Regions from separate parts of the Homo sapiens genome. Here region 1 is linked to region 2. A link is a loop called in an ENCODE intact Hi-C map of the cell type or tissue named here. Cell type or tissue: IMR-90. All regions are shown on one strand. Links, peaks and the distances in the headings refer to the core of each region. The heading gives the core; the rest is flanking DNA. Region 1 overlaps KIAA1328. Region 2 overlaps CELF4 (CUGBP Elav-like family member 4).

Region 1 (16,029 bases), core at 4,991-12,990, 400 kb before region 2:
AAATAATAAAAACACAGATTTCAGGAAAGTTTACAATTAGCGGACACAAATACAAAAGGATGACGTTTTTTGAAAGTTAGTGTTCTTTAAACTTTGGCTTTGGTACCAAGAATTGCTCTGAGAAGAGACTTTCTTTTTTTGCCAAATACCTTGTCAATTCTGTAGCCCTAATCTCACCTTAATGATTTGCATTCAACACACATATATAGGACTAATGAATATTGACCCAATTTCTAAGGAAAACAAATAACAAATACATTGAAGGTCTCTTGTTATAAATATATACATATATTAAAATATAAATATAAATACATTTCTACATTTCTATAAACGTATATGTATCTATTTCTTAACTGTGTGGCTTTTGTATTTCCATGTGTTTGCAGCCCTGCTCTGTGGTGGTGGTGGTGGAGAGAGAGATAACCCCCTCACCAGATCTGCTCCCGGGCCTTGGTGGGGCCCCCTCCAATCAGTGGTGCTATGCTGTGCTGTGCTCAAGTTTCCTTTGTTAGGTGTTCCAGGCCACGGGGCCCTCTTGGGTAGATAACATGGCTAGTAGATGGGTCATATTTCTCAGACCAGCCCTGCACCTGGAGGCACACCCTCCTCCTGTGCCAGCCTACCACCTTGCACATTTCACCCTTCACAGTGTTTTGAAAGTAACTGAGTCCCAGCCACAGATCTCAGCTTGGCACTTCTGAGCTGCACAATGCAGCCCTGGGGTGCCAGGACCAGCCCACAGTTCTGTCCTCCACACCCTCTGGGTTGGGCACCAGCTGTTCTAGGGGATCCAGGGTGCTTCCTGGCCACTGAGAAAGTACTTAGATAGAGCTGCAGATAAAGCATCCAGGCTGGGCAGGGGAGGCTGCATTGTACACACGCTCCTGTGGAGCAGCCAGGCAGGGGCCTTGAGAGGGCTGTCAGTCAGGAGAGCCTACAGAACAGATGAACCCCAATCCAGTGGAAGCCAGCTTTGTTCTCTCTTGGCCTTGCAGTTGACTAGGGCTAGAGCTAACTGGGGAGATGGAGAACTTTGGGGGATAGGCGCCTGTGGCCATTTTACACTGCAGCTGCCCCGTGTGTAAAAGTCCCCGCATTTTGCACAGGTTGTACCTCTGTCTCTTCCTAACTCTCCAGGATGATCCCCCTACCAGTTCAGATATCTATGGGGGGTCATGGGATCTCTTGCAGCTAGGATCCCAGAGGTCTGCAGCAAGAGTGGACTGCCCATCTTTCCCTTCACTCACCGCTTAGGAGCCATTTAGGGCTGGGAACTAGCATCTGACAACCCTGTGCAGGCAGCTTCCTCCCTCCTCACTCTTGGTATCTGTGTCACCTCTCAACTCTTGATGTTTTCCTCTCTGGAAATTGGCTCAGAGTATGTTTGTTTACTCCATATTTTTTTCATATTTATTTTATTTTATTATTATTATATTTTCAGTTTTAGGGTACATGTGCACAATGTGCAGGTTAGTTACATATGTATACATGTGCCATGCTGGTGTGCTGCACCCATTAACTCGTCATTTAGCATTAGTCATATCTCCTAATGCTATCCCTCCCTCCTCCCTCCACCCCACAACAGTCCCCAGAGTGTGATGTTCCCCTTCCTGTGTCCATGTGTTCTCATTGTTCAATTCCCACCTATGAGTGAGAACATGCAGTGTTTGGTTTTTTGTCCTTGCGATAGTTTACTGAGAATGATGATTTCCAATTTCATCCATGTCCATTTGGTCTCCCTCAGTGGGAGCAGTGCTTCCAGGCTCTGTCTCATTGGCCATCGTCTCCCTCTCCTCTAAATTTTTTTTTAGTCTTTCTTTTCATATTACCATTTTTGTGAGACTAACTTTTACCCTTTGAAGGATAATTATTTCTTAATTTAATAAATGTAAGTTTAGAGGTGACAAAGACAAAGCTTGGAGAAAGGAAAAGTATTGTTGCTTCGTCTTTGTTACCTCTACATTTTCATTTGTTATGGCAGTATAAGATTTATAAGAAATATGTGCTTTTATTTACATATTGGTCCAAGTTAGGTCTCAAAGGGCAAATCACTTTAAAAACCAATCACTGTGATCTTAGACACTGTTGTCTTTCCAGAGACCACGTAATTCTTACTCATCATTTCTTCAATCTGTTTCTCTTGGAAACCCTGGGAAAGTTACAGCTATAGTCTTTTTAGTTCTCAGTTAGGCTAGAGCAAGGCTTGCCAAATTATCCAGGCTACTGCCTGATTTTGTAAGTAAAGTTTTCTTGGAATACAGCCACATTTATTTGATAACATACAGTCTCTGGCTACTTTGCACTGCAGTGGTAGACTTGAATGGTTGGTTACAGAAGGTGATGGCCTACTAAATCTTTCTAGACAGAATCTTTTGAGTAGAAATCAGCCACTGGAAATAAGATCTCTAAATCCTCCCTTTTTCCTCTTCTCCTTTTACCCTGATGTGAAGTCACTTAATAAAACAGCATATTTAGACCTCCTTTGGTATAAGCCTTTCAGCTTATGTCTTAAGTAACAAGGGCATTTTCCCCTGTCTGGTTAAAAGCTGCCCAAATTATGCCATTTTTTGCCATTCCAGATATCATATGGCCATTAATGCCTTATGCTATCATAAAACCATATAGTTGATGAGTGGGGATTTTGGCTTTTGTTTGGTTTTGGCTTTATATTAGTCTTTGTTTCACTCTTTTTGATGTTATTGTTGTTTTTATGGGGGTGGGGAGTGATCCTTTCATAGTATTCTTCATCATACAGACGTATTTGTGAGAAACAGATTAGGAAGGAAAAGGATGTATCCCTCAGTACTTTGCACTGCTTGTCCTAATTAAGCAGCCCACCTAGTCTGTGTTAAGTATATACTGTGTGTGTGTGTGCGCATATAAGGAGTTTGGGAGAGGTAACTTGAAAGAACAAAGGTCATTTGATCAAAGAATTCCTAGGTTCTTGGCATTTTAAATTATGTGGCAATTTGCATGTATTAATGAGATATAATAATGGGTGTCAGTAAAACTCTATTATAATTAGTCCTATCACGACAACTGTTATGAAGATGCTGTGATTAAGCCTTTCTTCTATGGATTTTAATTAAATATAGCCAGGATACTCAGCTTGTTGTGTTTATATACAACTAGGGAAGAAAATGTTAACTCTGCAGTTTTAAAAAATGTTTATCTAATTAATCAAATATGCCCTAGGCATGTGGCATAAATTTGTATTGCTAGGGTTTTTTCTTTTGTTTTTTATTGTTTAATTTTTTCCCTTTATTTCTTCTAAAAAAAAAATGGGATTCTTGTCCAGAACGTGAAGGTTTGTTACATAAGTATACGTGTGACATGGTGGTTTGCTGCACCTATCGACCCATCCTCTAAGTTCCCTCCCTTCACCACCCACCCCCAACAGGCCCTGGTGTGTGTTGTTCCCCTCTCTGTGTCCATGTGTTCTCATTGTGCAACTCCCACTTATGAGTGAGAACATGTGGTATTTGGTTTTCTGTTCCTGTGTTAGTTTGCTGAGGATGATGGCTTCCATCTTCATCCATGTCCCTGCAAAGGACATGATCTCATTCCTTTTTATGGCTGCATAGTATTCCATCATGTATATGTGCCACAATGCCTATCATTGACGGGCATTTGGGTTGGTTCCATGTCTTTGCTATTGTAAATAGTGCTGCAGTAAACATATATGTTCATGTGTCTTTATAGTAGAATGATTTATATTCCTTTGGATATATACCCAGTAATGGGATTGTTGGGTCAAATGGTATTTCTGGTTCTAGACCCTTGAGGAATCGCCATACCGTCTTTCACAATGGTTGAACTAATTTACATCCCTACCAACAGCATATAAGCTTTTCTATTTCTCCACAGCCTTGCCAACATCTGTTGTTTCCTGCCTTTGTAATAATCCCCATTCTGACTGGCATGAGATGGTGTCTTATAGTGGTTTTGATTTGCATTTCTCTTTTAAATTTCATATGGAATCAAAGAAGACACTGTATAGCCAAGATAATCCTAAGCAAAAAGAACAAAGCTGGCGGCATGATGCTACCTGACTTCAAACTATATACTACAAGGCTACAGTAACCAAAACAGTGTGATACTGATAGCAAAAACAGGCATATAAACCAATGGAGCAAAACAGAAACCTCAGAAATAACACCACACATCTACAACCATCTGATCTTCAACAAACCTGACAAAAACAATCAATGGGGAAAGGATCTCCTATTCAGTAAATGGTAATGGGAAAACTGGCTAGCCATATGCAGAAAACTGAAACTGGACCCCTTGCTTACACCCTATACAAAAATTAACTCAAGATGGATTAAAGACTTAAATGTAAAACCCCAAACCATAAAAACCCTAGAAGAAAACCTAGGCAATACCATTCAGGACATAGGCACGGGCAAAGACTTCATGACAAAAACGCCAAAAGCAATTGCAACAAAAGCCAAAATTGACAAATGGGATCTAATTAAACTAAAGAGCTTCTGCACAGCAAAGGAACTACCATCAGAGTGAACAAGCAACCTACAGAATGGGAGAAAATTTTTGCAATCTACCCATCCGACAAAGGTCTAATATCCAGAATTTACAAGGAACTTAAACAAATTTACAAGAAAAAAATCAACCCATCAAAAAGTGGGCAAAGGATATGAACAGACACTTCTCAAAAGAAGACATTCATATGTGGCCAACAAACATATGAATTGTTTAATTTTTAATTGACAAATAATAATTAAGAAGTATGTTTACATATACCTATTTTTTAATTGAGGTAATATACTACATTTACCATCCTTTCCATTTTTAAGTGTATAGTTCTGTAGTAATACTTACATTTATATCCTTTTTTTCCCTTCATTCCCACCTCCCCACTACCCCTTCACGGCCTCTGATAACCACTATTCTACTCTTTATCTTCATGAGATGTACTGTTTTAGCTCCCATATGTGAGAATGTGCAATATTGTCTTTCCATTCTTGGCTTATTTCACTTAACATATTGACCTTCAGTTTCATCTATGTTGCTGCAAATGGTAGAATTTCATTCTTTTTTATGGGTGATCAATATTCCATTCTGTATAGTATATATTTCTCATTTTCTTTGGTCACTTAGGTTGATTCTGTGTCTTGACTATTGTAGTAAATAGTGCTTTAATAAACATGGGTGTGCAGGTGTCTCTTCAGCACACTGATTGCAGTTCCTTTGGGTATATACCCAGAAGTGGGATTGCTGGAACACATAGCAATTCTATTTTTAATTTTCTGACGAACTTCCATACTGCTTTCCATAATGGCTCTGTTAATTTACATTCGCAAGAACAGTTCACACAGGATCCCTTTTCTCTATATCCTCACCAGCACTTGTTATCTTTCATCTTTTTGGTAATAGCCATTCTGAGGGGAACGAGGCAATACCTTATTGTTATTTTAATTTGCATTTCCCTGATGATTAGTGATGATGAGCATTTTGTCATTTATCTCTTGGCCATCTGTAGGTCTTCTTTTGAGAAAAGTCTATTTAGGTCCTTTGCCCATATTTTGATTGAGTTGTTTGCTTGCTATTGAGTTGTTTGAGTACCTTCTATTTTCTGGATATTTGCCTCTTATCAGATGTATGGTTTACAACTATTTTCTCCCAGTCTGTGGATAGTCTCATTACTCTGTTGTTTCCTTTCCTGTGCAGAAGCTTTGATGTAATCCCATTTGTCTATCTTTACTTTCGTTGCCTGTTCTTTTGATGTCAAATCCAGGAATTCACTGTCCTGACCAACAGAGAATTTCCTCTATGTTTTCTTCTAGTAGTTCTGTAGTTTTAGGATGTACATTTAAGTCTTTAATCCATTTTAATTTGATCTTTGTATATGGTGAGAGATAGTGGGTCTAGTGTCATTCTTCTGCATGTGGATATCCAGTATTCCCAATACCATTTATCGAAGAGACTCTGTTTTCATCATAGCGTATTCTTGGCACCTTTGCTGAAAATCAGTTGACCATAAATGCGTGGGTTTATTTTTTGGGTTTTCTATCCTATTCCATTGGTTAATGTGTTTGTTTTTGTTTTTATGCCAGTACCGTGCTGTTTTGATTACTCTTGCTTTGTAATAGATTCGAAGTCATACAGTGTTATGCCTCCAGCTTTGTTCTTGTTGCTCAAAACTTACTGTGGTTATTTGGGGTCTTTTGTAGTACAGATTTGGGGTGTTGTTTTTCCTATTTTTCTGTTTTTCGGAAAAATGACTTGGAATTTTGATAAAAATGGCACTGAATGTGTTGATCACTTTGGGTAGTATGAACATTTTAACAATATTAATTCTAATCCATGAACATGGGATACCTTTCCACTTATTTGTGTCATCGGCAATTTCCTCAATGTTTTATAATTTTTGGTATAACAGATATTTCACCTTCTTGGTTAAATTTATTCCTAAGTATTTTATTTTTTATTTTTTATGCTATTGTGAATAAGACTGGTTTCTTATTTTCTTTTTCGGATAGTTTGTTGTCAGTGTAAAGAAGTGTTACTGATTTTTGTGTATTGGTTTTGGGTTCTGCAATTTGACTGAATTCATTTATCAGCTCTAAATTTTTTTTGGTGGAGTTCTAAGGGTTTTCTAAATATAAGGTCATATCATCAGCAAACAAAAAATTTCACTTCTTCCTTTTCTATTTGGATGCCTTTTACTTTTTTTTCTTGTCTAATTGCTCTGGCTATAACTTCCAGCACTACGTTGAATAAAAGTGGTGTAGTGGTAATCTTTTTCTTGTTTCTGATCCTAGAGGAAAAGCATTTAACTTTTCACCATTGAGTATAATGTCAGCTGTGGGCTTTTCATATATGACCTTTATTGTGTTGAGGTACATGTTTTCTGTGCCTAATTTGTTGAGAGTTTTTACTATGAAAGGATGTTGAATATTGTCAAATGCCTTTTCTACATCTATTGAGATGATCACCACGGTTTTTATTGAACAAATGTCTGCTGTTTTACATGTATATATGAAAAAATATCTATTTTATATATTCTTTTATATATGTCTTTTTAGGAATTAACATTTAGACATATTTAGTCAATTTTATCTCAGATATCTTTTGAAAGAGAAATAGTTGAATTTTTTTATCCATTGTGTCCAAAGACACTGTATTCTAACAAGGTGGGAAAGACTGATAAAATGGCACATTTTAAAAAATGAACATTCCAGTTAATTTCTTATAAAAAGATATGACTTTGGAGACAGAAAAGCTGCTTTTCTTGACTTCAGAAGTGCAAGATGGGCAGAAATGGAACCTAGAATTTTGTCATAGTGGTTTAGACAGTGCTTGTTAACCAGTGCTCCTCAGGCTATAAGGTACACGTTAATCACCTGAGCAGCTTGATAAAATGCAGAATCGAATCCACATCTAGAGTGCGGCTCAGGATTTTGCATGTCTTAGAAGTTCCCAGATGATACCAGTGCTGCTGTCCCTGGACCACACTTAGACTTCCTTCCTGACAGTAAGTTTTTCTCTTTTTATGGCAGGTTGATTATATAGAAAGGTTAAACCCAGTGTAGACAACTATTCATGAAGTGTACTTTGATAAGAAAGGTATGCCGTTGACAAAGCTTGCTGTAGTTGTGAAGCATTTGATGTAAGACTATTAACTAAGTGAAAGGCTATGAATTCTTGAAGTTTTATCCTGACTTCCCTTTTATATGAATGTAATGCCTGTATTTTTCAGAAGACTGAAAAGCCTATAATAAGCTGCATTCATCATTGGTAAATAGAGTGCTCATTTTACTTTTTTTTTTTTTTTTTTTTGAGACGGAGTCTCGCTCTGTCACCAGGCTGGAGTGCAGTGGTGCGAACTCGGCTCACTGCAACCTCTGCCTCCCGGGTTCAAGCGATTATCCTGCCTCAGCCTCCTGAGTAGCTGGGATTATAGGCACATGCCACCACGACCAGCTAATTTTTGTATTTTTAGTAGAGATGGGGTTTCACCATGTTAGCCAGGATGGTCTCGATCTCTTGACCTTGTGATCCACCCGCCTCGGCCTCCCAAAGTGCTGGAATTATAGGCATGAGCCACCATGCACAGCCGAGTGCTCATTTTTCTTATGCGACTTTTGACCAATTCAGATTTTGAATGATAAGTGAACGCGAAATAAGGAATCATCCCATTTTTTGAGTCAGTTGGACGTTTACTCACCTCAGGCTTCTGGAAAGATCTTGGTTGTCAAATTAGAGCAGGGACACAAACCGTTTGGTATGATTAATAGTTTGAATAGCAAAAGGGACAGATTTCAATATATATACTTTAACATATTTAAAAATATGTATACCCACACATACATGTATAATTTTTTTCTCCTGAATTCTTATAAAGCTCTGTACCTGAGGAGAGAGAGAGCCTTTCTAGCCTTTTTAAAAGGAGATAGAGGCCAGGTGTGGTGGCTCATGCCTGTAATCCCAGCACTTTAGGAGGTTGAGGTGGACTGCCGACTTGAGATCAGGAGTTCGAGACTAGCGTGGCCAACGTGGTAAAACCCTATCTCAACCTAAAATACAAAAACCAGCCAGGCCTGGTGGTGGATGCCTGCAATCCCAGCTACTCGGGAGGCTGAGGCAGGAGAATCACTTGAACCCAGGAGGCGGAGGTTGCAGTGAGCTGAGACTGCGCCACTGCACTCTAGCCTGGGCGACAGACAGAGCAAGACTCCATCTCAAAATAAATAAACATGTATATAAATATTAATTAATTAAATGAGATAGAAAAAGTCAGTAATACTCTCATGGAAATAGACATATAAAACACATTTTTTAAAATTATAAAATTTTGATATTTATTCATAATTACTCTTACCCTATTCACAAATATAGAAGAGGCATTTACATTTTACTACTGTATGGTCAGTTCTGCTATAAGGAGACATTTGCATTTCTAAAAATCACCATACCATGCAGAATCATTACTAAAGACCCCAGGAAGCTTATGGGAAAAATAGGTTTAGAAGTACAACAATAAAAAGAAATTGTTTAGTGAAACATTAAGAAAAAAAAGAACCTAATAAAAATGATAGAACAGTTGTACATGCATTATGTTATAAAGAAATTCATAAATACTACAATAAATATGGTACTTTGCCTTGAAAAAACTGAAGTATGCTTGTGGAAGTTAATATTGAAAGGGTTGCAGCTTCTGAGTTATTGTAAAATGGTATAGGGAAGGTTGCTGAAGTGGGATATAAAGTTGTAACACCATCTATTAGTAGGTATGGCTTATAACACAAAGGGAACTGAAATAGCTGGAAGATATTTAAGATGTGAGGCCTGTTGGCGCATATTTTAAATATTTCTACTGGGCTTGGTCAGCTAGATGTAGTTTTCTGCCTGCACCTGGTGTTTCTCACAGTGATATTCACGTTATGCTCAAATTGCTTCCAAATACATCAAATGCACAGGAACGAATTTTGGTTTTCTGAACAAGTGGTGTAGCAGAACTGACTGTATATGAAATTTCACGCTTTGTTAGAGACATAGAACAAACCTTTAATTTTACTGCAATTCAGTTCCACAGGCAGTAGGGGGAGTAGTAGGTTCACAAATCGCAGCACCACTGACGAGTGCTTTTCTTAGTTTTGCAGCTATACGTATGGTAAATTATCATTTTATAGTTACAGTTATAAGCAATTTGGTAGAAAAAGACAGCTAAATTGTGCAGTGTTGCTTTTGTTTTCATTTTATAATCTGAATGTATTTTTTAATGAGAAAACAAAATCCAGATTAATTTTTAATAGGAGTAACCCTTTCTGTGGCTTAGTCTTGTGCCACCCACTAGACCTTGCATTTCACTTTTAATTGATCTCTTGTGTATGGTAGAAATTAGCCATCATATAGCTGAGACATTATGTCTGTATACTGGGGAGCGAATGTTTTTAGCTATATTATTGTGACTCTTACTGCTTAATAAAAGGGAGATTTAACAGGTGACTTGATCGACACATATGTTAATTTAAAATTTCTCTACCAATTCATAGAGACAGAACATTCCCAAATTTTATTCCAGGAATCAGCCCTAGAAATGATGCCAAAGCAAATTTAATTCCCTTAGCCTTATTAGAATTTGTTACAGTGTTATGCAGACTGCTCCCTGGGTATAGGAATCAGGGCCCATCAGACATCTTTATGTAAAACACTTGGTGTGCACTGAAGGAGCTAACAATGTACCTGGGCAGAGTGCCTTCCTTGTTTGTTTGGGGCATGTATATTGAAAGGGAATGTCATATATTATAAATAGTACCTAACCCTTGCTATAATGATTGCTGTAATCCAACTTTGTATGCATATTTATTATGAAAGGATAGATTTGCCTTTTATAAAGGAACAAAAATTTTGTTTGTAGTATTTTATTTAAGTGTACAACTACTTTCATTATAGAACCTTTCTTAGCTGATGTGTTGACTTGCTCAGCATTGATACCTGCTGATGCCCAAGTGGTGATCTGTGTGTCTTAAAACACAGTCTGTCATTCTACATGGTTTATATATTTCAGAGCCATTATCTGAACTAGGGGCCAGATAAAGATAAACTGCTTCATCACTGATAATGTTAAGTCCAGTAGTCTTGCAATACCTGTAATCTTTATTTGATTAATATAAATAGATCATATCAGTGTTTTTAACCAGAGTGGGGAGTTATTTAGCATTGTTCATTGCTTTTAAGTTATTTTTGAACAATTTTTGCACAGGTGGTATAGATAGAACTAGAAAACAAGTCATTTGGGTGTTGGAAAACTGAATAATACTGTGATTTAATTGATGCCAGTTGGAGAAAAAGAAGAAATTTTGTTTTGATGGATAACATAGTCCTTAACTTTATTCAGTGTGGTTTCTCTTTTATTATATATAGGTTATCCTAACTTAATTCATTTGTATTATACCATATGCCATTTTGGATTCACTTCAAAGAGTAATCAAATCAGGAACTAATCATGAGATATTATTCTCTGGTAAAGTAAATTTCATGTTTCCTTAAAATGTAACTGGTATGTATTAGCACTTTCCTGTTAAAAAGTGACATCATTTAACACTATTATCATGATGCTGTAAACAGTAGTAGGACGATAAACTTTCTTGGAGCATTAACTCTTGTTATTTAAGTGTAAAAATTCAACATTATGATTTGAAAATACTGAAAATGATTGGAAGAATTGGATGTTTATCAATTGTCTTACCTACACTTCATAAACTATATAGTACCAAATATGTGTGCATACTCTACTGGATAATAATCATGTTTGTAAAATGGGACTGCTGTAGAACCTCATGTCATACTGTTTTTCTTGAATAGCTAAGAAGTAGAAATTTGGGGATCTCCAGCCTCTGTATTGAATTTGAAGCTGTGGTAGAATATAAGGTCATGGGGGCCAGGCGCGGTGGCTCACACCTGTAATCCCAGCACTTTAGGAGGACAAGGCGGGCGGATCACAAGATCAGGAGATCGAGACCATCCTGGCTAACACGGTGAAACCCCATCTCTACTAAAAACACAAAAATATTAGCCAGGCATGGTGGCGGGCGCCTCTGTTCCCAGCTACTCAGGAGGCTGAGGCAGGAGAATGGCGTGAACCCGGGAGGCGGAGCTTGCAGTGAGCTGGGATCACGCCACTGCATTCCAGCCTAGGCAACAGAGTGAGACTCTGTCTCAAAAAAAAAATACAAGGTCATGGGGAAGTAGCACAAACAGAGTAGGTTCTTGGACATTATCTTAGGGAGTATGTCCATTTAATGATGGGTAAAGAAAAGGATATCAGTGAAAGAGATTTAAGGAGCAATCAGTAAGGAAGAAACAGAATGAACCAGTAACTGCGAAACCAGGAGAGGAGATCTGTTGAAGAAGGAAGTGACCAGCAAAGAGGATAAAACCCCAAATCAGGTTGTTACATTTAACAATTAATAGATTAAAGAATACTTGTCAAGAATCCAGTTTAAATAGAGTGAGTGATGGAAAACATATAGGGCCAAAAAGTAAACTGGAACTGAGGAAACAGAGACTGTGAATATAGATTAATTTTTTGAGAACTTTGGTAATAATGAGGAAGAGGGAGAGATGTTGGCAGCTTAAGAAGAAAGCTTTGTTTGAGAAAGGCTTTTCTTAAGATAAACATGAATGCTTATGGACAGTAGCAAAAAGCTTTTGGCTCAGGGATTGTTCTTTTAAATGTTTATGGGCTAACTTATGTAGTATTCATAGTATTAAAATAGTAAAGTAAAACCTAGCCCCTTGATTTTAGTGATATTGTGAAACTTTTGTCTTTGAGTATTTTTGGGCTATTCCTCTATAACATTTCTTGAATGGAGGGTAAAACAAAAAATCTGGTTCTTTACCAGTGTTTCAGAATCATTCTGCTGAACAGTCCACATAAGCTTAATTATATTAAGAACCATTGAAGTAAAGTTGTTCATAAAATTTTTTTTGCCTTAGTCTTTGTGGCATTTGCTGAGTTTAGACAATAACCGCCCCCCCCACGAAGTTACTTAATTTTTCTCTGAGCAGTAATTTACATGTGTGATCAATAGCCTCAGTCATTTTCAAAGAGACAAGTAATGAAATATTCCTACTACTTTTAAAATTTTAACCTTAAGATGATAACTGTGATTCCATTGTATAAGAACTCTCCTTTTTCACTTCAGTTAATACAGTTTTATTGAATGTGTTTGATTTTCACTTAGAATTATTAATACTGGGTGATATTTTCATACTACATTACAGAGTACTTGCAACTCTGGTGAGAATGCTGTTCCCCAAGGCCATAGCTAATGGTCTAGCAATGTTAAACTGAATTTAGAAATGATACTGTAAACTTATGCTTAAAAGTGTGGGTGGGTGATATAGAAGATGAGTATCTTTTTGGAAATAGAAGAGAGAGGGTGTGGTTGTTTCCTTCTCATGGACTCTTCCCCCAGTATAAATTCTTAAGCACTACAGGTAGTATTTGCTAATTGTTATTACATGTTGAATATCCTGTATCCAAAATTCTTGAGGCCAGAAGTGTTTCAGATTTTGGATTTTTTTAGATCTTGCGGTATTTGCAATATACTTACCAGTTGAACATCCCTAATCCGGAAATCCAAAATGCTGCAATGAGCATTTCTTCTGGACATTATGTTCATGCCCAAAACATTTCAGAGTTTGGAGTATTTCTAATTTTGGATTTCAGATTAGGGATATTCAACCTATACTTCAGTAGTTAGCCAAAATAGAAATGTTACACTGCCCTAAAAATTCAGAATGCTGCTTCCTTTTAAAGAAGAAAGTGGATTATTTTACATCTCTTATTTTACTTTCTATATGCTTCCTTCCAAAACAAAAACAGTTGACCAAAACAGATAAAATAAACACAGAAAGACATACCAAGAATGACTTAAAGGGAGGAAGCAAAGGAGTCCAATAATGTATTACATTTCAACATAAAGGAGAAGGATGGGCCTCCTCTCACTGGTGTGAAAGAGGGTTCTTAGAGATGATTGATACGCATACCGTAAGTATGTTCCCTGGACCAGCAACATCAGCATTACTCAGAAGCTTGTTAGACCCTACCTCAGATCTACTGGATCAGAATTTGCTTTCCAACAAGACCCACAGGTAATTCTTTTGTACATTACATTTTAAGGAATGCTGCTCTAGTGGTTCTAAGACTTTATTCTAAATCTCAGCTCACTGCTAGGTTATCCTTGGATAAGTTATTAACCATTCTGTGCTGCAGATTTATTTGTAAAATGAGATTAATAATAGTACATAATGGGTTTTTTCTTTTAATAAGAATTAAATATAATCTCTTTAAATTAAATATAATGTTAGTCCCTCACCTTCAAGTAGAGGTTATACTGAGCTATTCAAAGATACTGTGGTTCAGGCATCCGTTCCTGGTGATAGGTGCTTAATTGTGAAATAGGTGATGATAGTATCTTATTCTTAAAAGAGAACTCTGATGAAATCTCTGAAGAAGGGAGAGATGACAAGCATAAAAATGATAGCACTGGAAGATGAAATACTGTATATGAGGAACACTTGATGTCACTGGATTGCTTCGTGTGGGAGAAAGAAGATTGAGGGACCACTTAAACTCGGTTTACATTTCCACTAAGAAATGAATTGTTAGGCTCCTGTAATCCCAGCTACTCGGGAGGCTGAAGCAGGAGAATCGCTTGAACTTGGGAGGTGGAGGTTGCAGTGAGCCGAGATCACGCCACTGCACTCCAGCCTGGGCGACAGAGCAAGACTCCGTCTCCTAAAAAAACCAGAAATGAATTGTATTACATGGTAAGATAAAATAGTTCAAGGAGACAAATATAGGAATGTTGATAAAAAGAGTCAAACTCTGTAAAACATTTAAGGAGGCTTATTATGTGCCAAATATGGGTGACCAAGGCCTGTGACACAGCCCCAGGATGTCCTGAGAACCTGTGCCCAATGTGATTGGGTGACAGCTTGATTTTATACATTTTAGGGGGACAAGTTACTGGCAGACATAAATCAATACATGTAAAGTGTACATTGATTCAGTCTGGAAAGGTGGGACAACTCGGGCTTTTAGGTCATAGGTGGATTCACGGATTTTCTGATTGGGAGTTGGTCAAAAGAGTTAAGTTATTATCTAAAGACCAGGAATCAATAGAAAGGAGTGTCTGGGTAAAGATAAGGGGTTGTGGAGACCAAGGTTTTTTGCAGGTTTTTATTATGCCTCATAGGTGGCCACCCTTAGAGGCAATTGATGGCAAGTGTTTTCTGTTCAAATGTTTCAAAGGTGCTAGACTGGCAGCTAATCTCTTCAGGAACAGAAGAACTGGAAAGGGAGGAGGATTCTCAACATAATGTAGATTTTCCCCACAAGAGATAGCTTTGCAGGACCATTTCAAAATATGTCAAAGAAATATATTTTGGGGTAAAACACTTTGATTTTTTTCAGGGCCTGGTATCTATCATATACTTGACTCTATACTAGAGTCAGGTTGGAATTTGATATCTCATTGCTGCAGAGAGACTGCTTTGCCAGTCTTAAGATCTCTGTTTTAATGTTAATGTTGGTCAATTGTGCCTGAATTCCAAAGGGATGAGGGTATAATGAGGCGTGTTTGACCTCCCCTTCCCATCATGGCCTGAACTTGTTTTTCAGGTTTACTTTGGAATGCCCTCGGCCAAGAGCGGCCTTCATTCAGTCAGTTGAGGGGCTTAGAGTTTTATTTTTGCAGGAGTATGAAGAAAGAGAGGTATCATGTGTATTGAAATGGATAGCTCATGAAATGTTTTCATTTAATGGTAAGAACAAATCTCTTCTGTTTGAAGATCGGAAGTAGAATGACATGACTTTTTGTTTGTTTGTCTTTTGTTTTTTTTTTTTTTTTTTTGAGACAGAGTCTTACTCTGTCTCCAGGCTGGAGTGCTGTGGTGCGATCTCGGCTCACTGCAACCTCCAACTTCTTGGTTCAAGTGATTCTCCTGCCTCAGCCTCCTGAGTAGCTGGGATTACAGGCATGCGCCACCACGCCTGGCTAATTTTTGTATTTTTAGTAGAGATGGAGTTTCACCATGTTGTCCAGGATGGTCTCAATCTCCTGACCTCGTGATCCTCCCACCTCGGCCTCCAAAAGTGCTGGGATTACAGGCATTAGCCACCACGCCTTTTTTTTTTTTTTTGAGACAGTCTCACTCTGTTGCCCAGGCTGGAGTAAAATGGCACGATCTCAGCTCACCGCAACCTCTACCTCCTGGGTTCAAGCGATTCTCCTGCCTCAGCCTCTTGAGTAGCTCAGATTACAGGCATGCGCCACCACGCCCAGCTAATTTTGTATTTTTAGTAGAGACGGGGTTTCTCCATGTTGGTCAGGCTGGTCTTGAACTTCCAACCTCTGGTGATCCGCCCGCCTCGGCCTCCCAGAGTGCTGGGATTACAGGCGTAAGCCACTGCGACATGACTTTTTTTAAAGAGCTTTCAGTCTGTTTCTCGTGTTTGGAGCTGGTAGTTTTCAGCCTGATATGTTTCACTATGCT
Region 2 (16,029 bases), core at 4,221-12,220:
CCGGGGGGGACAGCTCCTTTCTCTCTCCTGTGGCTCCCGGGCCTCAATCTTAGGCCTGGAGAGAGCAGGAAAGAGTCCCCAGGCATGTTAAAAGAAAAAACAAAGCCCACACCAAGTAAATGACAAATCGAGAGGAAATTGCTCTTAATCCCTACGCCACAGCCTGATGATGCCGGCCAAGCACAAACCTGAGTCATCCTAGAAATGGCACCGACATTTGCTTTTTAGAATTTGTTTTGTCTCTGGGCTTTAGATTTAATCACTCCCTCGCTCCCTCCCTCCCTCCCTCCCTCTGCTCCCCCCTCTCTCCCTCTGCCCCTTGCTCTCCCGTTTTCTAACATGAGCCTGCACCGCCAGCTCGTCCAAGTCTCTTTTCCTGGCCTTAATTAACACAGCTCTCCAGCTTCCAACAGGCTAATGACGAATCGGGTTAAATTCCAGACAACAGCCGCGCACCGCCATCAATTAGCCATCTCCAGGGCAGCTTCATTAATAAGCATCGATCACGGCCCTCCTCCTGAAACACGCCAGGGTCTCCAGGTCACGGGCACTGCCTGCAAGGGTGTCAGGCTCAGGTGTGGGTGTGAATGTGTGTGCGTGAGGGCTGGAGTGTATGGTGAGGGGTCTGCACGTGAGTATGTGTGCAAGGATGTGGGTGGGCCATGTAAATGGGTGACTAGGAGTGTGGGAGGTGTGTGTTGCATGTGCAAATGCATGTGTGTGCATGTCCATGTGTGAGTATGCATGTCAGTGCATGCAGTGTGTGTGTGTGTGTGTGTGTGTGTGTGTGGAGGTGTGGGGGTGAATGGGTGTAGGTATGGTGTGTGATGTGCGTGCTGTGTAAGTGTGGGAGTGTGGTCAGGCGTGGCCCCCTGCTGGCCTCCACTGTACCCTCTCTAGCTCTCCTCTGAATTCCCTGTCCTCCCTGGCCTGTGTCTGGGCAGGTGGCTCAGGTCCTCCTCGACCCCTGAACATCAGGGTTTTCACAGGTGCACTGCCCCTAAACCTGCCCCACTCTCCTACCCCTTAGAGACTCTGCCTGTGGCTCTCTTCAACCTTCACTCCCTTGGAGGTAATTCCAAAATCTCCACCGCCATCCTCTCCCTTTTCCTCAATACATGCTGAATGACTGGTCATTCTCCCTGGCATGGCCTCCAGCCCAAGGCCTGACACCCGCAGCCTGCTGTGGCAGGAACATCACCGCCACTGCCCAGGGGCCCAACTCCCTCCCTCCAATACCTTCTGCTCCCCTAGCTTGGACTCCAACTCTATTCCAGCCATTCATACTCTCAGTCTTGATGGTCCTGCATTCAGCCTCCTGTGACATTCTTCGCAGCGCACTTCTGAGCCCTGAGGAGCAGCCCCCACCTCCCCAGATCATAGCTCATCTCCTCAGTCTGCTGGCCACATGCCCCACAGCCAGCCCCAGGAGCCTCGCTCAGGGAGGGCTCACAGCCAGAATGCGCCCCTCACGGCTGTGGTGGCTGCCAGTCTCCTCCTCTCTCCTTTTCTCTATCCTGTGTAGGGCCTCACTCTGTCACGCAGGCTGGAGTGCAGTGGGCTCAGGCTCCTGCCTCAGCCTCCCAAGTAGCTGGGGCTATAGGCATGTACCTCCACGCCCAGCTAATTTTTAAAATAATTATTTGTAGAGAAGGGGTCTCTGTTGCCCAGGCTGGTCTTGAACTCCTGGGCTCAAGCAATCCTCCCACCTTGGCCTCCCAAAGCTGAGATCACATGCATGAGCCACCCCATGTGGCCTATCCTGTGTAGTTCTTAGCATGGCCTCCCCTCCACAAGCCCAGGCCCCCAGGACACCTCAGTGGGAATTTGTCCACCTGCCATTTCCAAAAGCCTGCTATGAGGGAGTGGCTGGGGTCACCCTCAGACTCATATGTGTGACAGTGTGCCCAGAGAGCCCACAGGCCCTGGCACACGTGCATGCCAGCAGGGATGGGATGTGGCCTCCTGAGGCGGCCACCAGCAGATCATCTCCTTAAAGGTTAATTAAGAACCTGAAGCTGGCCAGCGTGCGTGGCCGATGACGGTGGATGCGGCGTCTCTCCAGGCCATTAAACACTAATTAGGTTTAGAAAGTCTATCGAGCTCCTGAGGTCTCGTCAAGGCAGGCGCTGGCCCTGGGGTGCCCTTTGAAATGCCAGTGCTGTCACCCCAACCCCCGGCGGGGCTGCCGGGCTGGCCCCATGACCCGGACCCGAGGCTTCGGCTGCGTCCCACTTCATTTCTTTCCATTTCATTGTCCCTCCTGGGCCCTGGCCGCCTCCGGCTGTGCTCCACTCACCATGCCTGGCGCTCACAGGCCTGGTGGTCTGCCTGTCGACCCTTCCATGCTACATCCTTTCTGCTCGGGCAGCATCTCCTGTCTCTGCTTCCTCCTCAGTGGCTCAGAGACACTGGTCAGAAACAGGCCTGCGGTGGCCCTGGGGTCTGGTGAGCAGGACAGGAAGCTAACGGTGTGGGCCCAACTGGCCTGGGCTCCAGTGTCCCACAAGCGGAGGGAGAGGAGGATGTGGTGGGGAGACTGGCGAGACCCACTGCCTCCCATGGTGAGCCTCACACCCTCCCCTTGAGATTCTCCCCATCTTCAGAGCCACCTGAGGGCCTTTCCTGAGATGGCCTGGCCTCAATACTGCCCACCTTTAGCACAGCTCCTGTGTCCCCAGAGACCCGGCTCTCTAGCTAGGACCCTCCTTCCCAGGGTCTAATTTCTTTCCCGGCTGCTGAGTTCAGCAGGTGCCACCAGGAGGCAGCTGTTCCTGATGGCATTCATTCATTCCCTCCCTCATTTGTTCACCCACCCATCTGACTGCAGCCCTGGCATGTTCCGGAGGGCCTGCGGAGGAAATGCCCCTGCAAGGAGGCCCCCTCAGTGACTGAGGCTTCATCTCCAGATGGCAGCGTCCTCTGCCTCGGAAGTCATGTTCCCATCACCCCGGCCCCTTTATCTTCAGCACAAATGGTTTGTCACATGGTGCGAGATTTGCCACTCAGTGACAGAAGCATGCTCATGCTCAAGTTTACCAGAAGGAAAAGTCACTCTACCTACTTCCACCTCTATGCTCTCCCAGGCCACTGTGCCAGGGACAGGATTCTTGGTTTAGTTCTTCTAGAAAAGTTGTGAAGCAGAAACAAGTTTATCTCCAGTTCTCCCTGAAATGCCTGTCTGTGTTTAACCTGACCCCCGCCCCATGTTTGCAACAAACATCTGGAAAATCACCACTGTCACCACCACCATGTCACTGTCACCATTGTCATCACTACTGTCACTGCCACCACCACCACTGTCGCTGCCACCATCTGTTACCTTAACCTTGTCACTATGACTGTCACTGACACCATTGTCACCACTATCATTGTCACCACTACTGTCACTGCCACCACCACCACTGTCGCTGCCACCATCTGTTACCTTAACCTTGTCACTATGACTGTCACTGACACCATTGTCACCACTATCATTGTCACCACTACTGTCACTGCCACCACCACCACTGTCACTGCCACCATCTGTTACCTTAACCTTGTCACTATGACTGTCACTGACACCATTGTCACCACTATCATTGTCACCACTACTGTCACTGCCACCACCACCACTGTCGCTGCCACCATCTGTTACCTTAACCTTGTCACTATGACTGTCACTGACACCATTGTCACCACTATCATTGTCACCATTATCAGCACCTCTGTCACTGTCACCACTGTCACTACCACCATCATATAACCAGTAAAAAATATTGCTTAGCTCAAAGAGATACTGCTAGTGATGGGATTCTGGGTGCTGGGGTGGCGGGGGGGCTGTTCTGGGTGGAGTGGAGCCTTCTAGGGGCCCCTCACACCCCATGTCATGGCAGGCCCCTACAATCTTTGGGCTCCACTGGGCACCAGGCCACGTGATGTCATGGGAACAGCATGACTAGCTCGGCCATGACTACCGGTGACCTGAACTCAAAATAAAAGATTTTAAGCTCTCTGTGCTCTTGCTTCATTTAATGGACTTGAAAATGCAGGAGCCGTGTGTGTGTGTGTGTGTGTGTGTGTGTGTGTGTGGTGTGTGTGATCTACCTTCACAGGGTGGCTTTGAGAGCAGAACAAGCCACATGGGCAACCATGCCCAGCGCTGTGCCCCAGGGCCAGCTTGACGTCCTTTTTCTTCCCTCCACCTTTCTCTCTGGACAATGCCCTGAACCCCCACTGCCCCAAGGAAGACCAGGCAAGAGGATGGGCAATGGCCATCGTTTGGGTCTCTGCATCCATCCTGGTCCCAGAGCCCAGGGTTCCTAGCCTCCTTTGACAGGCAGAGCTGATGCGGGCTGTGTGGGCACAGGAGGCGCAGCCCAATTTTATAAGCACAAAGTATTATGATTGCATTGATTTCCATCATAAATCATATTTCCTATCTCCTGCCTCTCTCTCCTGCACACCCCAAGTTAAGCCTTGGTATTTTCTTTAGCTGCTGCCACTGCCAAGCCTGGAGATGATATTAGGATAATGATGATAAATTTTACCCTGCTGGCAAGCCACTGCTTCTGTATGGGGGAGGGAGAGTGTTTGTCCCCCAAATGGATCCCTTGACCAGAAAGTGGGGGCTTGGCTTGCGCCTGGAGGAAGGAGGATGCTCACCAGAGCTCGGCTATGTGGGTCCATGCAGATGGATAGGTGGATGCATTTGTGTGAGCATGAGTGTGCTCATACATGTAGTCATGTGTGTGCAAAGCCTGAAAGGTGGCCAGGCACAGTGGCTCATGTCTGCAATCCCAGCACTTTGGGAGGCTGAGGCAGGTGGATGATTTGTGGTCAGTAGTTTGAGACCAGCCTAGCCAACATAGTGAAACCCCATCTCTACTAAAAATACAAAACATAACCAGGTGTGATAGCACACATCTGTAATCCCAGGTACATGGGAGGCTGAGGCAAGTGAATCGCTTGAACCTGGGAGGTGGAGTTTGCAGTGAGCCGAGATCGCACTACTGTACTCCAGCCTGGGTGACAGACTGAGACTCTGTCTCAAAAAAAAAAAAAAAAAGGCCTGGGAGGCATCTTGCTGGGTTTCTCGTGTGTAGACGCATGGTCATGCCCCTGCCAATGAATGAACACATAGCAGAGGGGGGCAGGGGGCAAAGGCAAGGGGAGAGGGTAGGCGCTGAACTTCCCAAGGTGCAGCCACTCCCAGCCTTGGGATTGCCAGTGACTTGGGGTTCTGTGTGTCCGGCTGTTTCCCCCATAGAGTGCACCCCACCTGCCATCAGCGCATTAATCCTTATTAGCACGGCTGCGTTAAGCCCTTTCCTCCTTAACAGCCTCAGCAGCTTCCATTGTCATGTGATTGAAATGGGGTCTCCCCCTTTCCTGACTCCCACCACAATGCCCAGCCTGGGGGGCACTGATAGGAAAATGTCCGCACACATTTTCCTACCAACCCCAGCCTCAGGAAATCTTGCCGAAGTGCAGCCAACAACCAGGCTGGGGCACCCATCCTGACCTCAGAAATGCCACGTTAAGTGAGAGTGAGAAGCTGGTTAGTGGCTCTCCGAGCTCTCAGCCTTGTGCCTTTGCCAGCTGGGCTGGGCTCAGCCCTGACTGAGTTGGGGCTCCTCCAGCAGGTGATAATGTCACTGGGGTACCCAGACCAACATGACAGTGCTCCTCACAAGGTCCTGGGCTGGGTCTTAATACAGTGGGGGAGTCCAAGGGGAGCCTGTAGGTTCTCTGAATTGGGGATGAGCCTGGGACAGGAAGAAGCTTCAGTGGGGACATGGTCTTGTGGCTGATCATTCATTAATTCTCTTGTTCATTCATTCACTCAACAACCATTCCTGGGCTGAGTTCCCTCTCGTCTCCCAGTCCCACAGGCCTGAGGGTGGACCCCAGTGGTCAGTGGGCTTTCTGTCTTCTACACCAGGGGCGGCCAGCCTGAGATCCCTGAGCAGAGGTGTGTTGGGTTTTCTCAGATAGTCACAACTAAAGAAGTCTTATTTTTGAAGAACGTGTCCATGCTGATGTAGTTGACAATGACAGTGAATCACAGACACAGAGAAGATGCAAGGGCTCTAATCCTACCAGGCACAAGCTACTGGCAGCATCTCACAGGCAACCCTGGTTTGAATGCCTCTGCTGACTGGAGGCTCACTCCACGCATGAGTCAGCTGTTTTCATCTATTCGACATTGTTTCAGTGATATCAAGCTAACGTCTGAGCCACTTGTAGCTTCCACTGTTCAGTCCCCAGCCATTCATACAGGAAATGCCTAACTTCTCTTCTTTAGAATAATTGCTTAAAGTAGGGATGGTGAAAAGAACCACCTTGGTGAGCAGGGAAGGGCACCAACCACTCAGACTCCCCAGTGAGGATTCAGTAGGGCACTTAGATAGGAAGTGAGGTTTCAGGGCAGGATTTGGCTACCATGTGCAGGAAATGGATTCATCATGGTTTGAATAACCAGGCTCCATGGGTGTGGCTGTGTGTCCTCCCAGGGGGCCTTGGAGGGGACAGCAGGTTGGGCTCTGGTCTGTGTAATCAGCAGCCCTGGGATCCCAGAGGGGCAGACTGGGAGGAAAGTGCCCACACTGGGCAGCTAGCTCAGCATGCGATGTGCTGCTGACAGTGGGAGTGGTCTGGGCCACAGCCCACATGGGGATGTGGCATTTAGGTCAAAATATGCAGCGTGTTCAGACACAGGAGAAGTATGTTCACCTTACATGAGGAGGGTTAAAGGAGACTGGGGCCACTCAGCCTGAGCAGGTGCAGGGGCATCCCACTGGAAGGCAGTGAGTGGAGGGCATAAGGGCTTTCCACCTGGCTCTGGGGTCAGGACGTTGCAGACAGTTCACGCAGGAACTCCTGGTCCAACATGGGCACAGGCTGCCTGGAAGCTCAGAGTGTCCTCTGCCCCATGACTGTGCTCTATCCAGCAGAACCTATGGGCTGCTGTCCAGCATGCTCCAGAGGGGACCCTGCCTGGGGTGGAGTTGGGCCAGTGACCACTTAGGTTCCTTTTGACTCTAGGAGTGTATGATGACAAAAGGAAGTGCTCCTAGGAGCTAGGATGGTGAAGGTTTCAATCCAACAATGCTTGCCTCACAGCAGGCACTTATCGTTCTAATGGATCCCTGATGCCATTAGGCTGAAGATCTTCCTCCTCCAGGAAGTCTCTCCTGATTAATCCCACAACTCTCTGACTCATCTGGGTCTCCTTGCTAAGACTCGCTTACTCTCCTTGTTTGTGATCTATCTGTAAATGGATGTCTGCAGGTTGCATGTCTGTGGTGCTTGGTGTTGTGTGTGTGCGTGTGTGTGTGTCCCAATCTCCTCTCAGGTGGAGGACAGGAGAACAGTGGAGCTCATCCTTGGTGCCACACACAACCTTTTCTTCTCCACCAGCCCCTTAACTTGGTCTCTTAGAGCCATCCCTGGCAATTGTGTCCTGGTAGGGCTGTGGCCATTTTGTATCCACATAGGAATTCAGATTGGGGAAAGATAACAGCACATGCACACACACACACACACACACACACACACACACGCTGGGCACATGGCAGCCTCTCCACCTCCTCCCCAGTTTTCTGTTCCTGCCAGCAGTCCCTAGGGCCCCATAAAGATAGCAACCTTCTCTGAGCAGGTTAGGCCTGGAGAGTGCAAGGGTGGAACAGTCTGAGAGCCGGGCTCAGAAAAAGTGACCCCATGTTCTGTTTCCTGATGCTGCAGCCTGGTGGGGAAGGGGGCCTGCCTCGGAGGGTGAGAGGCCTCTGAGAGGCAGTGGAGGGCAGGAGTGAGGAGTGGGCACCACCCTCCCCTGTGCTCTGCAGCTGTGCCCCTTCCTCATCCCAGACTGGAAACAGCTCCACTGGGCCTCAGGTCTCCCCAGGGAGTGCAGGCCAGGGTCCAAGCAGAGTGGGGGAGCCTGGGTTCCTGCAGGCATCTCTTAGCTGTGTGACCCTAGGCCAGTTAACCTCCCTGAACCTCCATGCCTCCATGTGGGAAAGAATGGGGGAAATAATAATCCATATTGAGCTAATGTAGATAAAGATGTGTTGTGAGCTACATGGGACAAAAACTAATGCAAAAAAAGTTGAATCTCACCACTCCCATTAGTGCAAGGAAGCCCCCTGGGTTGCAGCGTGAAGGATTCTGTGGGTGGTGTCCCCCCCAACCCCTATGTCATGTCCCTGGCGGTCCCCATGGCATGTGGGTGTCTGTGGGAACATGACCCCCACTGGGAGTTGCCCACTGAGCCATTCCCGTCCTTACACTGAAGGAGGAGATCCTGGAAATGAAACGTGTGGGCGGCAGGTAGATGTGGGAGCTGGAAGGGTGTGCACCGTGTGACCACAGGTGAGAATCGCTGGTGTGCTAAGAACAGACCAAGGCCTCTGGAAACACAGGGAAGCTTGCTGTGCTTATGCCTGTGCTGGGCTAGCAGCAGTGTCTTCTACCCTTACTTTCTGAATTTTAGTTGGTGAGAAGAGGTAGAAAAGAAGTGTGCATGGGAATGACTGCGTCTGTGTCCCTGTGTTTGCAGCAGTTTTGTTGTGAGGCCCTGTGTGCATTTGGGTGTGGGCCATTGTGTTGAGAATGGGTGTTGATTCTGTGTGTGTGTGTGTGTGTGTGTGTGTGTGTGTGTGTGTGTGTGTGTAGACACGGGGTGGGGAGGGGGATGCCACTTCTGGGTGTGACATCCCAAAGGCTCCAAAATCCTGAAATCTTAGAGGGCGCAGAGCTGCATACAGCCACCAGATGGCAGCCGGGTGCAGTCTAAGGGTTGCCGGCCAGGCTCGGCTTTGTGTTCAGCCTCCCCACCTCCCATCCCACCCCTGGTATATGTGGTGCATATGTGTGTATATGTGGGGTTGCGTGTGTATATGTGGGGGTGCGTGTGTATATGTAGGAGTGCAGGAAGGGACTGCCTGACTGCAAGCTGGGCACCTGTGCGTGTATTCAGAGTGGCCAGTCTGGGCATGCTGCATCCTCCTCCTTGCCATGACAGCTGGATGCTGCTCGTGTTCCGTGCCCTGCGAACCTTGGCTCTCTAAGAATACGTGTGCAGACAAGTGTGCACATGTGCTGCAGCAGACCCCATCCAGACTCCCCACTCCCAAACCCTCACCTTTCACTCCTATCAGGCTGTCCACTTCCAACTCTCTGGTACCCCTCACCACGGCTGGTTCTTCCCTCCCTCCTTCACCCTGGCTGTTCCCTTTGCCAGGAATGGTCTCTCTGCAACCAAACTCCTCCCCATTTTTCAGAGACTTCTGTCTAAGAAGCCCCTTCTCCAGGAAGCCCATTAGATCTCTTAGCATCAACCTTTTACCCCCATTTTGCTCCTTTTCTGATCACCCATTGCCTAGGACTGTCAGCTCCACACTGTTCATCCACTGCTGGCTTGATGTGGCTCATTCAGGAGCCTTCCTCGAGAGGTTGAGTTCTGCAGGGTAGGATGGGGCTGGGCATCCACAGTAACACCAGGTAAAAACCAGATCATTGAGGAGCACATTTCCCCACTGACCTGCCCCATGGGGTCCAGAGAGCAAGTGCTGAGGACAGACGTGGCTTACACATGGCAAGCAACCCGTGAAACACAGAACAACCCGTGAAACAGAGAACAAGTGACTCCCTGGAAATTTGGCAGGCATTGCCACAGCACTGGGGTGCCACGGGGCAGAGACAGGGGGTCAGGGGAGAAAGAAGTAACAGTGAGTACAGTGGCTCCCTGGGTTTTAAAATCCAAAGTTAAGCCATTTGCTTTCTAGGAAGTATTGAAAGGTAGCATTATACCTTGGCTATAGCAAGAGAAACTACAGGTAGACTCTGGAAGAACTGGTCTTTGCCGAGGTGAGGAAAGGCTCTGGTGTGAGCCATGAAAGCTTGTTCCCTTGGAGTTAAAAGGAGCCAGAGTCACCATGCATATGTGCACAGCTTTCTGTATTTTTCATCATGTCTTGCTATCCATGCACTAACCCCATGTTACATGTTGGCAGAGGGTTTTCAGAGGCATGCAGACGCTCGTGAACCTGAAGACAGAAGCTGTCACCATTCCTGTTTGACAGATGACGGGAACGGCTGCAAGGGGAGGGGACACGCCCTGGCAGCCCAGCTTGCTGGTGGCCTTGCAGCATCCTGGATTTCATCCCCCTAGAGATGCACATGAAAATCCTTGCCCTTTTTGCAGACTCTAAGAGGGGAGTGTGCCCTCCCTGATCCCATCAATGCCTGTAGCCCCCAGTTCTGCTCCACCTGCCAGAACCCACTTCCTGTTTGTCCAGAGATGACCCAAGTCCATGTTTGCAGGATGTAGAATGTGCTGGGGTGGAGAATTGGAGAATGGCTGTGGAGGCGGACAGAAAAGTTTGGGTGCCTCGGGAGGCTCTGTCTCTGGAGGGGCTGGAGTCCCCAGGACTGGTGTACAGAGCTCCTATAAGGATGGGTTTAATTAAAGGATCGTTAGGTTAGGCCAGGTGTCATCTCAGCAGGGGCTACCCACACCAGCCCATTCCCCAAAGAAGAACTGCAAGAAAGCAAGAAGGTTCCCTTCACTCATTTTAATTGTTCCGCAAAAGACCCTAAATGCAAGACAGCATCATAAGGTGGAGGAGTGGGAGAGAGACGAAGTGGAGAGAGGGGCAGGGAGAGGGCAGAACAGAGGGTAAGACCAGCAGCCAAGAGCTGGGCCCTGGGCACAGCCAGCCTCTCTGTGAGCTTTGGGTGTCGGGGGTGGGGTGGGGGACACAGGCTCCCCTAAGGGATGGCTGCATGGCCTTAGAGACCTCGGTTGCAGCAACCAGCACATGGTAGATGCTCAGTAGACATTAAAATGAACTGAGTGCTTTGGGGTGGGGTGGGGCAGACTTTCCTATGGGTGGAGTGGCAGCCTGGGGAATTCAGTGGAGGACTCCTTTGGAGTGGCTGAAGGCCTGGGAGGCTCTGGGGGAGGAAGCTGCTGGTTGGGAACCCCACCTCAAGAACCTTTTGAGCAGGTGTCCTGCTGCTCTAGGCTGAAGGGAGAATGGAAACAGGCCCCAGGGAGGCTGGGGACCCCTGATATAGAAAGGCACAGCCTACCCTGAGGCTGAGGTCTCTCCAGTCTCCTGGGTCTCTCCTGCATACCTTAGCACTCCCAAAACCACCCACCTACCCACCCTCTTCAGTGCTGAGGTGGCTGAATGGGCTCTGAGGCTCCCAGTGCATGCCTGGCCCCCGGAGCCCCCAGGAGTTCTGTCCCATTTCCTGGAGTGGCAGCTGGGCAGGTTACATATACTTAATTACTAGTAATTAAAAAACTGATTACTCCAAATGGCGCCCTCCTGGGGAGAACCGTGCTGTGCCTGTCCTGCTGGTCCGCCACAGAGGCCATTTCTGTAGTGTGGAGCAGGGACCAGCCTGCAGCCTCCTTCTATGTCTGCTGGAGGATGAGGGCTCCCTATGTCAAGAACAGTGCCTGCCCCCACCTCCTCCAACTGGCCTGCCCCAATGTCTAGTGCAGCTGCATTCCGGCATCACTTTAGTGGATGAGTCACTGGTCCCCTCCAATGTGCATATCCCTTGGGAGGGGACATACCCAGAATGCTATAGGTCACAGGGAAGGAGCCTCTGTAGGGAGCCCAGGGGGAAAAAAGAGCTCTAGGCTCCAGGGGAGAAGTGGGGAATGAATGCAGAGTGTGACAGAGGCAGGGCAGGTTTGCCAGTTGCAGAGCTGGTATCCTAGAATTGACTTGTTTTAGTCATTCTGCGACTGGGGTTCAGCAAGCACCTAGTACATACCAGATATGGATGGACCACCTAGTCGGGTTCTTTGTGTGGATGAAGACACGCCAGGAGGTGGGGGGCAGGTACATGAGCCATGTTCAGTTAGGAAAGTGCTGCTGGAACCAGGGCAGAGAAGAAAGGGGTGCCCAGTTAAATGGGCAGTTGGAGGAAGCATCGCAGAGGAGTGGTTATTGAGGGCGAGGCTCGGGATTGGAGTCAGTTTGGGGAGGAGTAGGTGGAAGGGGTTTGGGCAATGGCAGCTGCTTGTGCAGAAGCCCTGGGGGATTGGCAGAGCCTGGCAGGAGGGAGGAAGCCTGGGGCAGCCATGGGGGCAGCATGTCTCATGCTACCGCTGGGATGAGGAAGTCAGCGGCCCCATGATCCCATCCCAGGGTGTCTGTCTTCCAGCAGCATTGGGGAGTGGTGGACGGGGTATCTTTGGTGGATCTGGAGAAGGGACTGGCTGACCTGAGCCTCTGAGAACAGGGAGGAGGGGAAGAAGGGGAGTGGGAGAGTGAGGGCTCATATGCCAAGGCTGAAGGGGGAGGGACAGTGGGTGGGTCTGGGAGGTGCCTTGGAGAGGGAGCCTCCTGGACCTGCTGATGGAGGGTGTTGGAGGAGAAAGGCCCAAGCTCACAAGAGCGAAGTCTGAACAGACAATGGCCAATACCTCAGATGACCCTGAGGGTGGGAAGTCTGTCTGTAAACTTGACCAGGAAGAGAATGGGGAGCCCCAGAGCGTGGAGGAGGGGTGCACAGGGAGTCTCCAAGGTCTCCCTGCCACCCCCCACGCCACGCCCAAGTTGGTTGGTGACAGTGGCCACGAAGGGAAGATTCATCCGAGGCCCTTGTGTGGGAGATGCTGACATGAAGCCGTGTCCCTCAATCAGGGGAACCCTGGGCCAATTATTCATTTATTACTAAGGGGTTTGCAGGCCCATCCCCCACCCCTACACTTGGCTCTCTGTGCCTGAGTCTGCTTTTATTCTGGAAAGTGTCCCAGAGAGGCCCTGCCTCACAGCCACTCAGGTCCCTTCCTACCTCTCTAGTTCGGGGCAGGTCGTCACCTGCATGAAGGACCCAGGGCGGCCGCACACCCTCTGCTGGAGGTTCCTTCACAGCTCTGCCCCTCACTTCCCTTTCTCCTGAGCACATGTCTGCGGGCATCAAGCCAGCCCCAAACCTGCCCCTGGGCACCCTGGCAGGAGGAGCCAAGTAGAGGGGTGCCAAATCCAGGGTACCCAAGGACTTGGGTACACAGGGGGCAAGTCCCACACCACACAGGGGGTTGCAGCAGGTGAGAGGCCAGAAGCCCCCTGCAGGGAGGAAGAGGACGGGCTTGGTTTGGCCCTGCTGACCTGGCTGCTGTGGCCTGTGTCCTTGGATTAAGGCTCAATCCAAGATGGGCCTCCCAGAGGGCTCCCCTTTATTTTCTTCTTCGAGAGAGATACCTCCCACGTTCCCAGCTCAGAAGGGGCCAACCAGGTGGCTCAATTCCCACCCTGAGAAACACAAGCAGGTGGTTATGGGTGGGCCTGGTGCCTGAGGTCAGCAACTGACCCTCCTCCAGGCCGGGCCTCTGGTCTCCTGCCCGCCTGGCCCTGTGCCCTGCATCCCCAGTTCCGTCTCTGCCTTTGTCTACCTCTGCATTTTGCTCTTCTCTCTTGCGCCTCCTTCTCTAAACAGCCTTTTGGAAAGAGCACAGAGATCAGTTACTATTTGACCCCTCTTAGCCACAATTTCCCCACCTGCTAAGCAGGGTCAAATGCCCTTCACGTGGTGAGGTGAGGCTCAGGAGCTACACGCACACACTAGGCCCCTGAAAAGCCTCCTGGGCCAGAGCACTCCCAGCTTACCCAGAAAGAAGGGCTTCTTTGGTCCCTTCCTTTTTTGCCCACTGAAGCCTTCCTCCCTCCGGCCAGGGATGTGAATGCACCCCCGGTCCTGTCCATCCCACATCACATCAGGCGCTTCCGGGCACGGACCATCTGCTCCACAACCCTGCTTCTCTATGACACAGCCTCTGGGGCCAGGGGCTCAAGTGGGATCTTCCATTTTCTATCTGCCTGGATTTGGAGAGCAAGGGACAGGACCATGGCCTTGAAAGTCTTGGAGCAGTGAGGTGGGGTGGGACGGTGGGGGGATGGGAGCAAAATTCCCTCCTCCTGGTCTTGGCTTTTGCGGTTTCTATCCTCCAAAACAACAACAACAACAACAACAAAACCCATCGGGGGTCATTCCTGGTCTCCTCACTCCTCCATTACTTTCTCACACCTCCTTTCCTCCTTTTCTTCCAGGAGCTTTTATTATCACACACTCCCCAAGGCAAGGCCCAGCCCATCCTCTGCTTCTAGGAGAGGGGAGAGGAAGAAGCAGTCACTCAAGGCCACCCTGGGGCTGCTTAGAGACTCCCCCAGGGGAGCTGCACTGGGGGGTCTCTCTCCCCTCTCTCATGCCTCCAGGGGGTTTGGGAGAGGCTGCAGGCTGATCAAACTGGCCCCTGACCTTGCCTGCTTTGCTGATGAATGCAACTCTCCAAAGGTGGAATGAGCTGGAGATCGCAGGGTGCAACGGCAGCACATCCATGGGGCCTGGAGAGAGCCCTGGGAAAAGTCAGGGATGAAGCAGGGGGAGGTGCTGGACACAGTTTGAAGGTAACTCACACTTCATGGAAACAGTGTTCGGAAACTCAGAGATAGCGCAGGCGGTTTCGGCAGTTCCCAGTTTTCTGAGGTGGGCCCTGCCCTCCCAACCTGAACTCGCATCAAGGATAGCCACCAGGATGTCCCTCCTATCTGTGGGTATCTGTTTAGGCTCTCAAAGAAGAGGGACACGTTGGGGGGAGAAACTGGAAACTTCCTTGTCCAAGTCAGAGGCCCTGGAGGGGCCTATCAGCCTGGAGATGCGATGCCTTCCCTACCGTGGCTGGATTCTTTCTGTAGCGGGTTTAGGGAGGAAGGAGGGAACCAGGAGATGACACAATAGGCTTAAATTAAAGCAGGACAGATTATGGCAGGCCTAAAGAATCATTTCTTTTTTTATTCAGAAGGCAATGGAAAAGACACACTCATTTACTCCAAAGCACTTATTGTGCATGAAGGACAGGCAGCCCCTGTGCCAAGCGCTAGGGTGTATCTGAATAAGACACAGGTTCTACCTGTAAACCAATAATGCAGGTGAGCTAAGACCCAGACAGCAGCGTGGGCCAGCCCATCGGAACCACAGAGCTGTGAGTGACCAAGGATGTGCTCTAGGGTGGCTGGTGCAGTTGATTCCTGAAGGACAAACAGGAGTTTTCCAGCAGCACGAGGCTGAGAAGGGCATTCGGGCAGCAGGACAGCAGGTGCAAAGGCTCAGAGACAGAGGACCTGTGGTAAGTGGAGTGAAAGGTGAGGGGCTGCACTGAAAAGGGGAGCCGGCCAGAGTTCACAGGGCAAGGGATGGGTGAGGGGAGAGGCAAGCGGTGGCCCCTCGATCACATGCGACGTGACTGGGTTTGCTTTTTAGTAAACACTGGCAGCCTCCAGGAGGAGGAGAGATAAGCAGGCAGGGAGGACCCGAAGCAGGCTGTGGCAGTGCAATTTGGGAGAGGGACATGCCTGGGACAGATAGAGGAGCAAGAATCCATAGAATTTTATGTCCAGTGAGGTGGATGAGGGGCCTTCAGCAACCAGGGACAGGCACACGATGGGAACAGAGCCCCATTCTCCTCTGACAAATGCAGACACTTTAGCAAACTGCCTGCAGCACACAGCTTAACATATGACGACCAAGACTTTCTACGTGAACATGACTTGACTATCCAGAACATTCTCATCCAGGAAGCAAAAGATGCAAATAACTTTGTTCCAAGAACTTCCTGAAAATCCAAATTTCTGAGTAATAGACCACGCGCGCTCCTCTTCTCAGGACAACAGCTCACTCACCCGGACAAATCTGCTGGCCTGTGAATGGCTGTTTACTCATCCTCACCTGCTCAACCCTGGCCTTGCTCTGTCTACCAGTTTCTAAAGGATTATGTCACAGAGCCTGTCCGATCCCAATCAATACTGCACATTGCAGGACCCACCTTCAAACAGACCCCTAACCTCCCCTTTCTGAAATTTCCCGAGGCCACCAAGGTGGGGTTGCTCTGTTTTACTGAGCTAGGCAATCTGAACTTGGCTTTACTGATCAGTGGATTATTCTGCTGGTCTCTTTGGGAAATGAGTCTAAAATCAGATGACCTCGCAAGGGTCCCTTTATCTCTCCGAGTCTAGCAGGCTCCAA

Evidence for each region. Hi-C counts contacts between places; a loop is a spot of excess contacts. Peaks named below come from ENCODE experiments on the same cell type or tissue, not always from the same donor. Only the 100,000 strongest peaks of a DNase experiment are listed, where the experiment ranks them.
Region 1: a loop joins it to region 2, with 18 times the contacts of the local background. A loop is called at or near these places in 14 of 110 quality-filtered maps.

Annotation. Positions count from the first base shown.
Region 1 is chr18:36,932,895-36,948,923 of GRCh38, forward strand. All of the region lies in intron 5 of KIAA1328, which reads left to right. Among named protein-coding and RNA genes, the nearest start is that of KIAA1328, 110 kb to the left of the region's middle. RefSeq lists an enhancer at 15,033-15,667. In IMR-90, for the core only: a CTCF peak has its summit at 9,566; no DNase peak of the experiment used is centred there.
Region 2 is chr18:37,334,724-37,350,752 of GRCh38, forward strand. The region is part of intron 2 of CELF4 (CUGBP Elav-like family member 4); the gene reads right to left. Among named protein-coding and RNA genes, the nearest start is that of SNORA111, 120 kb to the right of the region's middle. RefSeq lists an enhancer at 6,780-7,340. In IMR-90, for the core only: a CTCF peak has its summit at 8,752 (motif pointing right); no DNase peak of the experiment used is centred there; H3K27me3 peaks cover 1,549 bases.